3 separate regions of the Homo sapiens genome follow, and regions 2 and 3 are each linked to region 1. Evidence: chromatin loops called from intact Hi-C (ENCODE). Cell type or tissue: CD4-positive, alpha-beta T cell. All regions are shown on one strand.

What was found. A loop is a pair of places that touch in the nucleus more often than their neighbours do. Peaks named below come from ENCODE experiments on the same cell type or tissue, not always from the same donor. Only the 100,000 strongest peaks of a DNase experiment are listed, where the experiment ranks them.
Region 2: it touches region 1 in a loop (9-fold over the local background); 11 of 110 quality-filtered maps call a loop at or near these places.
Region 3: a loop joins it to region 1, with 4 times the contacts of the local background. A loop is called at or near these places in 3 of 110 quality-filtered maps.

What each region holds. Positions count from the first base shown.
Region 1 is chr18:76,799,947-76,804,946 of GRCh38, reverse strand. All of the region lies in intron 2 of ZNF236-DT (ZNF236 divergent transcript), which reads left to right. It also overlaps the pseudogene RNU6-346P. Among named protein-coding and RNA genes, the nearest start is that of ZNF236-DT, 20 kb to the left of the region's middle. RefSeq lists a silencer at 2,622-2,671. In CD4-positive, alpha-beta T cell, CTCF peaks have their summits at 841, 1,046 (motif pointing left), 2,534 and 2,738 (motif pointing left); DNase peaks (open chromatin) are centred at 1,006 and 2,746.
Region 2 is chr18:77,700,804-77,705,803 of GRCh38, reverse strand. No RefSeq gene overlaps it. Among named protein-coding and RNA genes, the nearest start is that of LINC01029, 290 kb to the left of the region's middle. In CD4-positive, alpha-beta T cell, no CTCF peak of the experiment used is centred here; a DNase peak (open chromatin) is centred at 2,963.
Region 3 is chr18:76,718,945-76,723,944 of GRCh38, reverse strand. It overlaps LOC105372213 (a long non-coding RNA gene), which reads right to left and starts at 1,581. Exons shown (of 3, transcript XR_935658.2): 1 at 1,495-1,581; 2 at 587-742. RefSeq lists an enhancer at 2,538-2,707. In CD4-positive, alpha-beta T cell, no CTCF peak of the experiment used is centred here; a DNase peak (open chromatin) is centred at 2,544; H3K4me3 peaks cover 786 bases.

The sequences.
Region 1 (5,000 bases):
CGTCTGCAGATTTGGTTTTCTTTTTTTTTTTTTTTTCACTCCTGATGCCCAGGCTAGAGTGCAATGGCGCGATCTTGGCTCATTGCAACCTCTGCCTCCAGGGTTCAAGCGATTCTCCTGCTTCAGCCTCCCGAGTAACTGGGATTACAGGCATGCACCACCACGCTGGGCTAATTTTGTATTTTTAATAGAAATGGGATTTCTCTGTGTTGGTCAGGCTGGTCTTGAACTCCCAACCTCAGGTGATCCGCCCGCCTTGGCCTCCCAAAGTGCTGGGATTATAGGCGTCAGCCACCAGGCACAGCCTACAGATTTGGTTTTCAATATCACTTGACATGCACAAAGTACGGGTGAACAAGCACTTTTATTCTTTTTTCTTTTTTTCTTTTTTTTTTTTTTCTTTTTGAGATGGAGTCTCGCTCTGTTGCCCAGGCTAGAGTGCAGTGGCGCAATCTTGGCTCACTGCAACCTCTGCCTCCCAGGCTCAAGAGATTCTCCCACCTCAGCCTCCCGAGCAGCTGGGATTAGGACCACCACGCCTGGCTAACTTTTGTATTTTTAGTAGAGACAGGGTTTCACCATGTTGGCCAGGCTGGTCTCAAACTCCTGACCTCAGGTGATCCTCCCGCCTCGGCCTCCCCTCAGCTGGGATTACAGGCGTGAGCCACCGTGCCTGGCCACAAGCACCTTTTTTCTTTATCTCCTATGTTTGAAATTAAAATGAAAAAAATGTATAAACCTTATTTAATTAACAAGTGATGAGTCATTTTTAGTAAATGGACCTAAATACCTTAAGAAAGCCATCAAGTGTCAAATAGAGAGATGTAAGCTACCATGGAGAGCCTTTCGGGACGTATGGAAGGAACCAGTTTGCAATGACAACATGCTGTGGGTGGTGCCTACCTACACTGAAAGATTCGGATGGGTTTTTCAGAGTGCCCTCTTCACTGTCTTCCTTCACCCAGCCCGCCTCCTCTTCCAGGACTCCGACCCACTTTCCTCCTGCGCCCTCTAGTGTCTGTCTGCTTTTCCGTTCCCCCCATTTCTACCTTAGGATTTTTCTGTGCCTTTCATTCATCCTCCGTCTGCGTCTCCCGTGGTACTGACTTCAAAACCCCTGACTGTACCGAAACTCGGTGTGAACGAGGACTGCAGTGCTGCTGGGGATGCATTCTCCATTTGTACTTGAAGAGTTACGTCAAAACCTAAACTGTAGGCCTGACAGATAATGATAATTTGTCTATGGCAAAAACATAAGCTTAACTGCCTATCCTAATATAACAGGAAGCTAAACTATTTATACTGAACTGAATTCTCCTACATTTACAACTCATAAACCTGCAGCTTCCTGGACAGGCAGCAGACACTCCCAAACTCCGCTGTGTCCTAGTATATAATACTTTCGGCCAACCTACATGTGTAACTTACATCATTTTCAGAATATGAATGCTTCAAGTGGCATATTAGACATTAATAATTTAAGCAATGAAATTAACTGATACAGAATATATAGGTAAATAATAAAAGAAGTAATTAAAAATCTTTGTTTCATCAGTTCATATTAGCTATATATGTTCTCAAGTCTCAAAGAAAAGGTATTATTTCAAAGCAACTTAAAAAATATTTAAAAATTAGCACCCTATAGTTCTCATTTAATAAGTTAAATGGGTAATTAATTGGCATTTTATTTCAATAGAAGCTTATTTCAAAAAGCTTTCTACAGAGTTATTTTGTGTAAAATGGTAATTATGCCCACAATTTTCTAAATGAAGCTTGCAGAAAGGGCTCATTTTTGCCATAAACATAATTTTCATTGATGTTTCCCTTAAAGACAAATGTTTCCTTCACTGAAATAGACTTTTGGAAATTGTTTAATTATTTTTACCTTGGCAATTATGTCACCTTCCTTGAATATCCTCATTAATTACATTGCCACTGGTACCTCTGAAGTATTTGGTGTTTTCTTAAGTTCTTTAAGCTCTTTATTTTATTTTATTTTATTTATTTATTTTTTGAGACAGTCTCGCTCTGTCGCTCAGGCTGGAATGCAGCGGCCTGATCCCGGCTCCCTGCAACCTCTGCCTCCCGGGTTCATGTAATTCTCCTGCCTCAGCCTCCGGAGTAGCTGGGATTACAGGCTCGCACCACCAAGCCCGGCTAATTTTGGTATTTTTAGTAGAGACAGGTTTTGCCATGTTGCCCGGGCTGGTCTCAAACTCCTGACTGCAAGTGACCCGCCTGCCTGGGCCTAAGTTCTTTAAGATCTTAATGTAGAGTCTGAAAAGAGGGTTTCAGTCTGGGATTAAGTGCCTTTTTTTTTTTTTTTTTTTTTTTTTGCGACGGAGTCTCCTGCCTCAGCCTCCCTAGTAGCTGGGACTACAGGCGCGCACCACCATGCCCAGCTAAGTTTTTGTATTTTTAGTAGGGATAGGATTTCGCCATGTTGGCCAGGATGTTCTCAAACTCCCAACCTCAGGTGATCCGCCCACCTCGGCCTCCTGAAGTGCTGGGATAACACGTGTGAGCCACCGCTCCCGGCCAAGTGCCAATTACTTAATATTCCTAACTTTTTAACATATCCTAAAATACAACTCCACACCCAAGTTCAGGCGCTCGCGGATGGTCTTTTGTTGGCCGCACTCCTCCCTCCGGCTCTGCTCCAGCCCAGCCCCAGCCTCCTACCCTGGGGGCACCGCTGTCCCGCGGCCGAAGAAGCTGCGCCGCACCGGCCTCTGCCGCCACCTGGCGCCCGGCCGGGGCACGACGCACTGGACACCTTCCTAATAATATGAGCCGCACGCTCCCGTGGGGCACCCCTGACCCTCGCGGCCGCGCGTCTCAGCGCCCCTTCCGTGGGCTGCGGGTCTCACCCCCCAATCCCACTCCCACGTGGGCCCAGGTTCCTTCCGGGTTGAAAGCAGGGAACCTGCAGAGCTCACTCATCCTAAAAACGACCTTAATCCTGCTAGCCTCCAGGAGCCCCGCACCCTGCTCGCCCTGGCCCCGGGGAGGGCACCCCATCCCGCCACCCCACACCCCAGAGCCGACTCAGGGCTAAATCCTCCCCTTAGCTCCGTCAGGGCCCTGAATGACCCCCCCGCACACCCGTGCGCACTTCCCCTGGGCTGGCCTGACCCCCATACCTGCAGCCCCTTCTTTGCCCAGTCCCTCAGCTGCTCTCAAAGCCAGTGTCCTCAAGACTGCGCCTGTCACGGTCGTGCGTGGTCCCCACGCAGTCGGCGCCTAGACCTATCCTACTGGATCGCCCAGAGGCCTCAACGGAAGGCTGTGCTTTCTTTTTTCTTCTTTGGGGGGCGAGGGAGGCAGGGAGAGGGGTCTCGCTCTGTCGCTCAGGCTGGAGTGCTGTGGCGCGATCTCGGCTCACTGCAACCTCTGCCTCCCGGGTTCAAGCAGTTTCCTGCCTCAGCCTCCCAAGTAGCTGGGACTACAGGGCCCCGCCATCACACCCAGCTAATGTTTTTAGAGATGGGGTTTCGTCATGTTGGCTAGGCAGGTCTTGAACTCCTGACCTCAAGTTATCCTCCCGCCTCAGCCTCCCAAAGTGCTGAGATTACAGGCATGAGCCACTGCTCCGGCACTTAAAATCCACTTTTCATTACACATCACAATAGAATTGAGAAATGGTTTGTTCTTGTTATGTAGAATAAGAGATGACACTTCAAAATGATGATTTTTAAAAATTTTCGCTCAGCTCATGGGGCACCCACTTATTGAGCTTTTTATCTTTCCAATTTGCTTCAAATGCCAAACGACCATTGAATGGCCAACGTTGAGTTCTTTGGCAACTTCTCCTGTAGCGTAAGAGGATCAGCTTTGATGACTGCCCTCAATTGATCACTGTCAACTTCTGAAGGCCGGCATCTATTGGCAAAACTTCTCGAACCACCACTGCACTGTGTGTGCCCTAGCAGTTTCTGGGCCAAATGAATTGTTGATGTTGCCAGTTGTCTCTTCTGCATTTTGACCTCAAATAAGAAAATTGCTCAAATTTGCTTTTTGTCTAACATCATTTCCATAGTCTAAAATAAACGTAAAATAAACAGCAAGTAATGTCATTAGCAAAAAAAATAAAGCGAGAAATGCCCGTTAAAATGATGTATGACATATTTATTTAAGAACATATTCCAATATCAAACAGCAAATTCCAACAATGCAAAAACCACAATTACTTTTGCATTCACCTAAAATTGGAACGATACAGAGAAGACTAGCATGGCCCCTTAAAAAAAAATACATAAACTGCAGAAGGGATTATTTTATGTAGTCTAATTTGTTTTGTTTGTTTGTTTAGACCTAAGTATTGGCCAGTTTTTCATCCTTACATTTTTGTGTGTCTGACCTTCATCTGGCATCATCTTCCTTCTGCCTGATATACAGGTATATTTTTTACAAGTTTTCTTAGTGAGGATGTCTAGTGGCAAACACTCATTTTTTTTAACTGAAAATGTCTTTATCTTACCCTAATTCTTTTTTTTTTTTTTTTTTTTTTGAGACTAGATCTCACTCTGTTGCCCAGGTTGGAGTGCAGTGGCACAATCATAGCCTAGTATCCTCCATCTCCTGGGCTCAAGTTATCCTTCTGCCTCAGCCTCCCAAGTAGCTGGAACTACAGGCATGCACTGCCATGCCCAGCTAACGTTTTAAAAATTTTATTAGAGACAAGGTCTCACTATGTTGCCCACGCTGGTCATGAACTCTTGAGCTCAAGCTCCCCGCCTCCCAAAGTGCTGGGATTACAGGTGTGAGCCACTGCACCCGTATTTTGCTCTAATTCTTTTTTTTTTTTTTTTTTTTTTTGAGATGGAGTTTTGCTCTCGTCAGCCAGGCTGGAGTGCAATGGTGCGATCTCGGCTCACTGCAACCTCCACCTCCTGGGTTCAAGCACTTCTCCTGCCTCAGCCTCCCGAGTAGCTGGGATTACAGGCACGCACCACAACACCTGGCTAATTTTTTTTGTATTTTTAGTAGAGATGGGGTTT
Region 2 (5,000 bases), 900 kb before region 1:
AGGATCCATAGGGAAGGAGATGATGGGAATCGACTCATGTGATCATGGAGGCTGAGACATGCCACCATCTGCCATCAGTAAGCATAAGACCCAGGAAAGCCAATGTATCATTCACATGAGTCCAAAGGACTCCAGACAGGCGGTGTTGTGGGTTTGCATGTTACTGAGTCTGAAGGCCTGAGAACCAGGAATTCAGTGTTTAAGGGCAGGAGAAGATGGTGGTCCCAGTTCAAGAAAGGAAAGGAAATTTGCCCTTCCTCTGCTTTTTGTTCTATCTGGGTGCTCAGCAAATTGCATGCTGCCTCCCACATGGGTGAGGGTGAAACTTCTCCACTCAGTCTAGCAATTCAAATGCTAACTTAGTAGGAAACACCCTCACAGACACACCTAGAAATAACGTTTTACCATCTACTCAAGTCAAATTGACACATACAATTAACTGTCACAACTTGCTATTAATTTTTTTTTAAGGCAATTGCAGGATCCCAGGTCCCAACTTTCTCATTCAGTGTGGTCTGGTGTCAGGTGATAATCTGCAACTCCTACAAATTTCCAGGTGATGCTGACATTGCTGATGCAGAAACCACCCCTCAAGAACCACCATCCTAGCCCCACCTGGAACTTTGTGAAACACAGGATCTCAGCTCCACTGGATCAACTTCTGCATTTTTTAAAATATCTTTGGGTGACCTTGATGCACATGTAGGTGCTTCCAGAAGAGGGTCTCTAAAGTGACCATGCCACCTCCCTAGATAAGACGCTGCAATACCTCCTCACTCTCCAAACCTCTCATACAATCAAAATATCATGGCATTAAATAAGATACCTTTCATGATCTGGTCCCCGCCTGCTCCAAATTCATCTTATATTTCCCTAAACAAATATAATTTCAACACTGAAGATTACCTGTAGTCTGAGAAGCTCTGTCCTAGGGGAAAGAACCCACACTGCTGAATTCTTTCCACCTGTGGCAACTTCTCCGTCCTCCTCCCCGTGGCCCTGTCTTAGGTAAAGGTGAGTTACTGGTTCACTGCAACAACAAGAGCACACCCGGAGGGGCACAGGGTGTCTTGGTAAGAGGAAGAAATAGGGATTATTAGAGGACTTGGGGTCATATTAGGGTATTTGGGGTAGGGTTCAAGGAAGAATGGGTTTGCTCCAGACTGGGCACTGTCAATAGCTGGGAAAACTATGATTGTTCTCTCTATGATTTCATTTACAGAGTAGAGAGCGTGAACGGGCCAAGGTGTTAAAGAAGCCACAGTGTGTAGACGAGCCCAGGAAGGAGGGCATGGGGCCATCTGCATGGCCTGGCCAGTGTTCTCAAGCTCATCTTTCCTATGCTCATCACAGAGTGGCCTTGCCTGATGCGGTGTCTGTGAAACTCTCTATGGTAACAAGAGAGTGCCTCGGCCCTCAATGCCTGACCCACTCCCAGTAAATGGCAGTCAGGGCTGCTTTCTCTGCAATGCATTTTTTACACATGCAATTTCACCTCTTGGATGGCTTCATTGCCATCTGTGTGCTGAAGAGTTCTAAATTAAACCCAGGTTGTCTCTCCAGCAGCATTTTTAAACTGTACCTCCCTAACTCATACGCAGTTTTAAGTGTCAAAGTGGTGGACCATCTCTGTGTTACTCCCAAGACTTTTTGACACACATTGAGTGTATTTAATGGCAGTCCCTCAGGCGTCCACTCCACTGGACTTGTTCCTGGGCTTGAGCCACACACCTAGGACTCCGTGACATTACAAAATCTGGAGCCACAAGGGTGCCTTTCCCTGGCCTCTATGCTTGCAACACTTCTGCTTACGTTTCCCACCTAGACTGATGCACCTGTCATATGGAGTTTGGTCAACATCTCCAGACAGAGGCAGGTGCTTCTTTCTCATGTTCCTGCAGTAGTTTCCAGAGTCCACATTTCTGCTCTGCCACAGTGTATGCATCAGAGCCATTGACCGAGAAGCCTCTGCTCTGAGAATGGAGGCCTTGGAGGGCAGGAGATGCTTCTTATTTCTCTGTGTTCTTGCAGTTAGAATATGGCCTGGGTCATGGAAACTGCTGAATAAGTAGCACAAATGTTCTCTACAAACAAGGATGTTCAGTTTGTCAACTCAGTTGCCTTTTGTCTAAGTGAATCCCAGCTTTACCTTGGAAGCTTCCAGCAGCCTGAACTCTTGGTGGTGATTTACAAGCCCCTCCGTGCACCTGCCCCAACCTACCTCTCCCATTTTATTCCCAACAACCTCCCTGTTCACACTCAGTGTTTCAGCTAACCTAACCCTCTACTTATTTCCTAACTCCTCAGTCTCCACGATTTTTCTTATGATGTGTACCACTGGAATCCACCCATTCCACTTGGGGTCTCCAGCCACACATCCACGTGTGTCAAGGCTGAAGACCATTGTCCTCACGAACCCCGGCCCACACACTCCTTAGAGATGACATCTGTGCTGTTGACTTAAGGCACCTTCTCAGTGGCACTGTCTTGGGGTTTACCTGGATTTACCTTGACTCCCTCAGAGTCCTCTTTTCTATGCAACAAAGAAATGGATTGTTGCGTCTGATGAGTATTTTTATGCTTTACAATATTTAACAATGGCTTTTAAAATATATTATGCACTCAAAACATACAATACTTTGTATTAAAGATATTTTATATTAAAAGTCCTTATATAAATTATTTCATATGTCATTTTCTTGTGATATGTTCCACCCTGATTTATAACAGGATTTTGTAATGATCTTGAATGCATTGGAAGATAGTGAAGTGCCTTCTCAATCAATAAATTGCAATTGTAATTAAGTTCAATCTTTAATATATGTAAATGTTGACATTCTCAGAGAAATTAATTAAGACTATATTGTTTGAGACTGGGATTTGATTTTCCTGGACGCTAAATAAAACCTAGAATTCACCTTTACGTGTCCCGGTCCAGCAGATGGCAGCCAATTCACACCATTTTGGAGTCAAGGCTCTTGATGTTTGAGATGAGATCTGAGCTGAAGCTGCTTTTCAAGAAAGGTTCGATGTTGTTTACACTACAGTTTGTAAAATATGAACTTGAGTAACAATAAGTTACAGACAAGCAGCAATCAAACTACATGATTAATTGTTATTTGTTCAATTTCCATTATCTGAGAATAAATTTAAAGGATTAAAACCTGCTTACATCCTTAGTTTACAATTTTTACCATTAGTGTCTGCAGGAAATCGTATTGTCTATCAAAGTAAGCAATTTGACTTGTATACAGAAGTACACACCAGAGTCAGTTTTCAAATCCACTTTTTCTGCTGAGGGACTTAGGAAGTGATCCTGTTGATATGTTATATGAAACTTGGGGAAAAAATAACAGAAATATGGGCAGAATAGGTTCAAGGGATGCAGATAGGCAGCTGCTGTGTTTGGTTGTGTCCCCACCCAAATCTCATCTTAAATTATAATCCCCATAAACCCCACATGTCATAGAAGGGATGCAGTGGGAGGTAATTGAATCATGGGGGCAGTTTCCCCCATGCTGTTCTCATGACAGTAAGTAAGTTGTCATGAGATCTGATGGTTTTATAAGTGTCTGGCATTTCCCCTGCTGGCACTCATTCTCTCTCCTGCCACTAGGTGAAGAGGCCCCTTCCGCCATGATAGTAAGTTTCCTAAGAACTCACCAGCCATGCAGAAGTGAGAGGCAATTAAACCTCTTTTCTTTGCAGATTGCCCAGTCTCAGATATTTTCTTATGGGAATGTGAGAACAGACAAATACAGCAGCCTTGCTCTGATCATTTGTCTGGCTAATGATGCCTTCATACTCAAGTAATCTTCACCAAGTATGTAAGATATTAAAATAGAAGTTACTAAATATGTTTAAAATATTTAGTGAGAATGGCAATGTTAAATTTTGTAAGAACTTGCCCATTTCTGTAATGAAATCACAAAATCAGAGAGTGAAGTTCTAGTCTTTTATAACCGAAACTATATTTTTCCCCAAAGTGTGTTGCTCAACTTTCAAGCATTAGGCAGATATATCTGTATCTTAAATAATTTATTTGGGTCTTTTTCTTGCCTATTTATTTTTTAACAATGTCTTTTGATGATTTTTTTAAAGAACAAACAGAATCTCTGCTGCGGACCCTCTGACACTTGTGATTTCATGTTATATACAGTTGGAGGGTCATATACAATTTTAGGCCAATGCTTACATATCATCACTCCTTTTAAACATTAAACTCCTCTTGAGAAGAAGGCTTTGCAGCTTTGTGTACTCTCAATGGTATCTAGACAGTCTTTTGCATGTGGTAGATTCTCAACATGTACATTGGAAATTGAATTTCACTGAGTTGAGAGCTCTCCAGAGCACTCAGGCTTCACATAGCATAATCCCAGACATTTAGAAGATATTTGATGATTGATAGATCAAATCTGTGATGGGTAGTATAGGACAAATGGCCTAGCTCTTAGCTTCATTGGATGTCTATCCAACTTTTAGAAAACCTAACACCTTCAATATAAGTTAACAGAAAACTCTATTTATAAGGTTTTTTTCTCATAATTGCTGCACAAAAATGATGATGGGGATGATGATGATTGTGATGGTGATGATGATGGTGATGATAAATAGAACAGCAAAAAGGAATAGCACAGGCTGGTGTTTTTAGGTGTTTGGATCTTTTTATTATGTTTCATAACCTTAGAGAATATCACATTTACTGGTCCTGTGTTTGAAAGTCCCTACAGATATGTTAGGACTGTTAGGAGTCCCACAAATAAATATCATTCTGCCAGAATATATTCAGCTAATTTTAAAGTCTAAATGAAATTCTTATACTGAGTTGTAGTATTTTTAATTTGTTTTGAAATGTCTTCCTCAGAGGTTATTCTTTCAATGATTCCATTAAAAGCTAAAATACCTCTCTCTTTTAATCTAAGGACTAAAATAGCTGCACCATCCACATTTGACACAAAAACTACTGGGACACAAATGAGACCCAAACATGGGTGAGGGGT
Region 3 (5,000 bases), 81 kb after region 1:
CTCTCCAGCCCCTCTGCTTCTCAGGGCTGGGGGCTCCCCAGCCACCAGTTCCGCTCCCTTGGCTGCTAGGCTGGCCTGGGTGTGCTGGGCACCTGTCCCACTGGCATCAGGGTGGAGGCTCTCCGCAGGCATCAGGGTGGAGTCTTTACAGAAGTGGTTTTCAGGGTGTGGGTTTCAGACCAGCATCATCATCGCCACCTGGGAACTTGTTAAAGATGCAAACTCCGGCCGGGCGCGGTGGCTCACGCCTGTAATCCCAGCACTCTGGGAGGCCGAGGTGGGCGGATCACGAAGTCAGGAGATCGAGACTATCCTGGCTAACACGGTGAAACCCCGTCTCTACTAAAATACAAAAAATTAGCCAGGCGTGGTGGCGGGCACCTGTAATCCCAGCTACTCGGGAGGCTGAGGCAGGAGAATGGCGTGAACCTGGGAGGCGGAGGTTGAAGTGAGCCGAGATCGTGCCACTTCACTCCAGACTGGGCGACAAAGCGAGACTCCGTCTCAAAAAAAAAAAAAAAAAAAAAAGCAAACTCCAAGCCCCCTCCCACTGCCTCTGGACAAGCTCTGTGTCTGACACGCCTACCTGATCATTCTGACCCAACTCAAACTGAAGGCCACCACCACAGTGATGAGGGTTAGAGCCGGGCCTGCAGTGGAACTTCCTGGGACCGGGTCCTGGCCCTGCTGCTCTGTGATCTCAGGCAACTCAAGGAACTTCTCTGTGTCTCAGCTTTTCCATCTGTGAAACAGGGACAATAGTGATAAAGGTAGTCCGTGAGGTTATGGGGTTCCAATGGGGCAGTCCATGGAAAATGCTCAGAAGTTCTAGCACGCAAAGGCTTTGCTGGTGTTAGTTTTACTAATAAACAGTGTTTAGTGTTACTAAATTAACACTGATAATAATTAATAATAACATGGATTTTGCTAGGTTTGGGAAAACTGAAGGAACTTAGAATAAAGAGGAGAAAATCCCAATTCAGCTATGCCACATATGGCCTTCCACGGTCCAAGGGGAAAGCAGTCGAATCCTCCTGGGCCCCTGACAGCATAGCGCTCTGCTCCCCCTCCTGGCGCTTGACGGTGCCCCTCTCCCTCACAGCCTGCTCTAGGCCTGCTGCCACACCATGCTCTGGAGTTTAGGGAACCCCCTCTCTACTCATAGGCACTGTAGGCCTTCTTTCCAGTCCCGCTGTCTCCCCAACCCCACAGCAGCAATCCTTTGTAAGGTTCAAGTTATTCCATCTACACTGAGCCCCAGGGCAGCACTGCCTGCTGTCTCTAGGCATGGTTCTCAGGGACGTCCTTGTCCTGACCCAGGGCTCTGCACTTCCGTGGACCCCCATAGGACCCAGGCCATGGTCCAAGGCTCCAGAGGCTCTGCAGGCCCCAGGCAGCCTGGCTGCAGGTTCACGGAGACCTGGTCCTGCCCCAGGCTCAGGAGGGCACAATCGTGGACGTGAAGGCTTTTGCATGTTCCAGAAGTCCCCTGACCTGTGCAAATATGTCATGCTTAGGGTCGGGGTCCAGCTCCAACTGAGGTCCGAGGAGAGTGGGTGGATGTGGGGCAGGGAGCTGGAAGAACATTCAAGAGACAGCAGGTAAATGAGACATGACTTTATTCAGCAGCTCCTTCACAGGCTCAATGTTACGCTTATACACTACACAAACAATAGTGGCTAAGAGCCAGGTGGGGAGCTTCTCTATGTTATGTCTACCTGGCTATGATTATATAAGACATGGGACTGCACGCTTGCACCCCAACCCCACTGAGTCAACCAGGCTGTTTACCTCGGCCTATGCCTGCTACCCCTATGCCTGCTTGGCTGCAGCTACAGCCATGTTCCTTACAGGATGTTTCTAAAGCTCCATTTCCCAAATCAAGATTGGGGCTCTGAAGAGAGAGGACGAACAAGGGCCTGCTTCGTATCTAAGCCTCATTCTCATTCTGTCTCCCCTTCTCCTTTGCACCATCTCTCAGGACTGGAAGAGAAAAACTCCAGAGTTTTCTTCAACACCCTGGCTTCCCTCTGGTCGGGCGGTAACATGGGGGCCTTGTGGTTCCAGGTGGAGGGCCCCACATTCTCCGCTCTGCAGAGGGGCCTCTGTGATGGCAGGACTCCAGGCTTTGTTCTTCAGTGTTGAAAGATTTTTAGAAAACTGTCTATTCCACACATTTTCATTCTTACTTTCTGTCTTGGTCTTAACAGAGCTTGGCTTTCAAGCTCATTATATTGCTACAGAATCAAACTAAAGTTCATATTGACATCACAATGACTTGGGGCTCTTGTGGGTATCCACCTTTCCCAGAAGCTCAAAAGCCAGGACAACAAAGTTTAGAAGATTCGGGATACTACTGAAAATAGATTTCAAAGTTCCTGATGGCTTCTTTTCCTACAGCAATCCCCTCTTAACCCCATCTTCCCCCTGCCCCTACTGTGCCCCATGTGGCCCACCAGGACTAAGGTGGGACCTCTCGCTAAGCCACATCCTTTCAACAAGGTTTTCCTGTGGTTACCCCATGCTTTGAAGTGACTGCTCAGAAGCGCTCAGCTCATTCTTAGCCAAGACCCGGCCCAGGGTGCTGTTTGTGGGGAGGAAAGGAGGTGAACTGCACTCCTGTATTTTTGTAAAGAAACTACTCGGCATCTGGTGCCTGCTCGATTCATTGCAGCAGCTGTTACTATTTTGCCCATTAAATCTCTCTGCAGCACTGAGCTCACTCACCTTCTCATAGGAAGTTATCCTGCGTCTATTTCCACCACCCCCACTGGACCACAACACCCCTGGACAACACTGTTCCCCAGCTTCCTCAGGCATAAAATTGGGATTATAATACTATTACCTCGTAGGACTATCTTGATACCAAAACAGGCGATATCTCTAACTCACATAGTACAGCACCGAATACAGTGTCTTAAAAAGCAGTTATTGATACTAGCTACATATTTTTAAATAATTTATTGAAATGAAATTCACGTAACACAAAATCATTTTACAGTGAACAATTCAGTGGCATTTAGTGCATCTGCAATGTTGCGCAACCACCACCTCTAGTTCTGAAACGTCTCCATATTTCAAAACAAAACCCTGTCCTCATTCAGCAGCTTCCCTTCATGGCCTTTCCTCCCAGCCTCTGGCAACCACCAATCTGCTTTCTGTCTCCATGGAATTATCTATTCTGGATATTTCATATAAATGGAATCATACAATATGTGACCTTTTGTGTCTGGCTTCTTTCACTGAGCATAATGTTTTCAAGGTTCACCCGTGTTGCAACATGAATCAGTAACTCTGTGTCTTTGGGGGTGAATCCTATTCTATTGTATGGATGCAACACAATTTGCTTATCTGTTGGTCAGTTGTTGGGTATTTGGGTTGTCTCCACCTTTTGGGTACTGCGAACAGTGCTGTTATGGGTATGTGTGTGTACAGGTATTTTTTTCACTTTCTGCTTTCAGGTCTCTGGGGTATATGCATAGCAGATTTCTGTGTCACATGGTATCTCAATGTTTACTTTTTTTCTCTGTGTGCAAATATTTTTTATTGTAGTAAAATGTATATAACATTTACCATGTTAACCATGTGTGTGTGTTTGTTTGTTTTTGAGATGGAGTCTCACTCTGTTGCCCAGGCTGGAGTGCAGTGGCACGATCTCGTCTCAATGCAACCTCTGCCTCCCGGGTTCAAGTGATTCTCTTGCCTCAGCCTCCCAAGTAGCTGTGATTACAGGCATCCACCACCACGCCCAGCTAATTTTTGTATTTTTAGTAGAGATGGGGTTTCACCATGTTGGCCAGGCTGGTCTCGAACTCCTGACCTCAGGTGATCCTCTTGCCTTGGCCTCCCAAAGTGCTGGGATTACAGGTGTTAACCATGTTTAAGCATACAGTTCTGTGCATTAGGTACCTTTGCACTGCTGTGCACCCATCAACATTATCCATCTCCAGAACTCATCCATCATCCCAAAATGACACTTTGATCCACTACACAATAATTCCCCACTCCCCCCTCCCTCAGCTGCTAACTGGCTTTTGACTTTCTGTCTCTATGAATTAGATTGCTCTAGGCATGTCATATAAGTGGAATCATGAAGATTTATTTTTTGTGAGTGGTGTATTCTACTTAGCATAATGTCTTCAGGATTCATCCATGTTATGAATGTATTAATATTAGAATTTCTTTGCTTTTGAAGGAGTATTCTGTGGTATATACCACATTTTGTTTATCCATTCATCCGTTCATGGACGTTTCAGTTGTTTCCAGCTTTTTGATGTTGGGAATAACACTGCTGTGAATACCAGGATATAATCTGTTTGAGTCTCTGCTTTCAATTGTTTGGCATATATACCCAGAAATGGAATTGCTGGATCATACAGTAATTCCATTTTGGATTTCTTTAGGACTTGCCATACTGTTTTCTATAGGGTCTACACTATTTTACATTTTCACCAGCAGTATACAAGAGTTCCAATTTCAGGCCAGGCATGGTGGCTCACGCCTGTAATCCCAGCACTTTGGGAGGCCGAGACAGGAGGATCACTTGAGGTCAGATGTTCAAGACCAGCCTGGCCAACATGGTGAAACCCCATTTCTACTAAAAATACAAAAATTAGCCAGGCATGGTGTCGTGCACCTGTAATCCCAGCTATTCGGGAGGCTGAGACAGGAGAATTGCTTGAACCGGGGAGATGGAGGTTGGAGTGAGCCAAAATTGTGCCATTGTACTCCAGCCTGGGCAATAGAGCAAGACTCCATCTCAAAAAAAAAAAAAAAGTGAATTCCAATCTCTCTATATCCTTACAAACACTTATTATTTTTCATATTTCTAAATTATAGCTATTCTAGTGAGTATGAAGTTTGCTTTTTATTTGTAGTTCCCTAATAACTAATGATGTTCAGCATTTTTTCATGTGCTTGTTGACCATTTGTGTGTATGTGTGCGTATGTGTATATATGTCTATTTCAGTCATTTGCCCACTTTAAAATTAAGTTTTGTT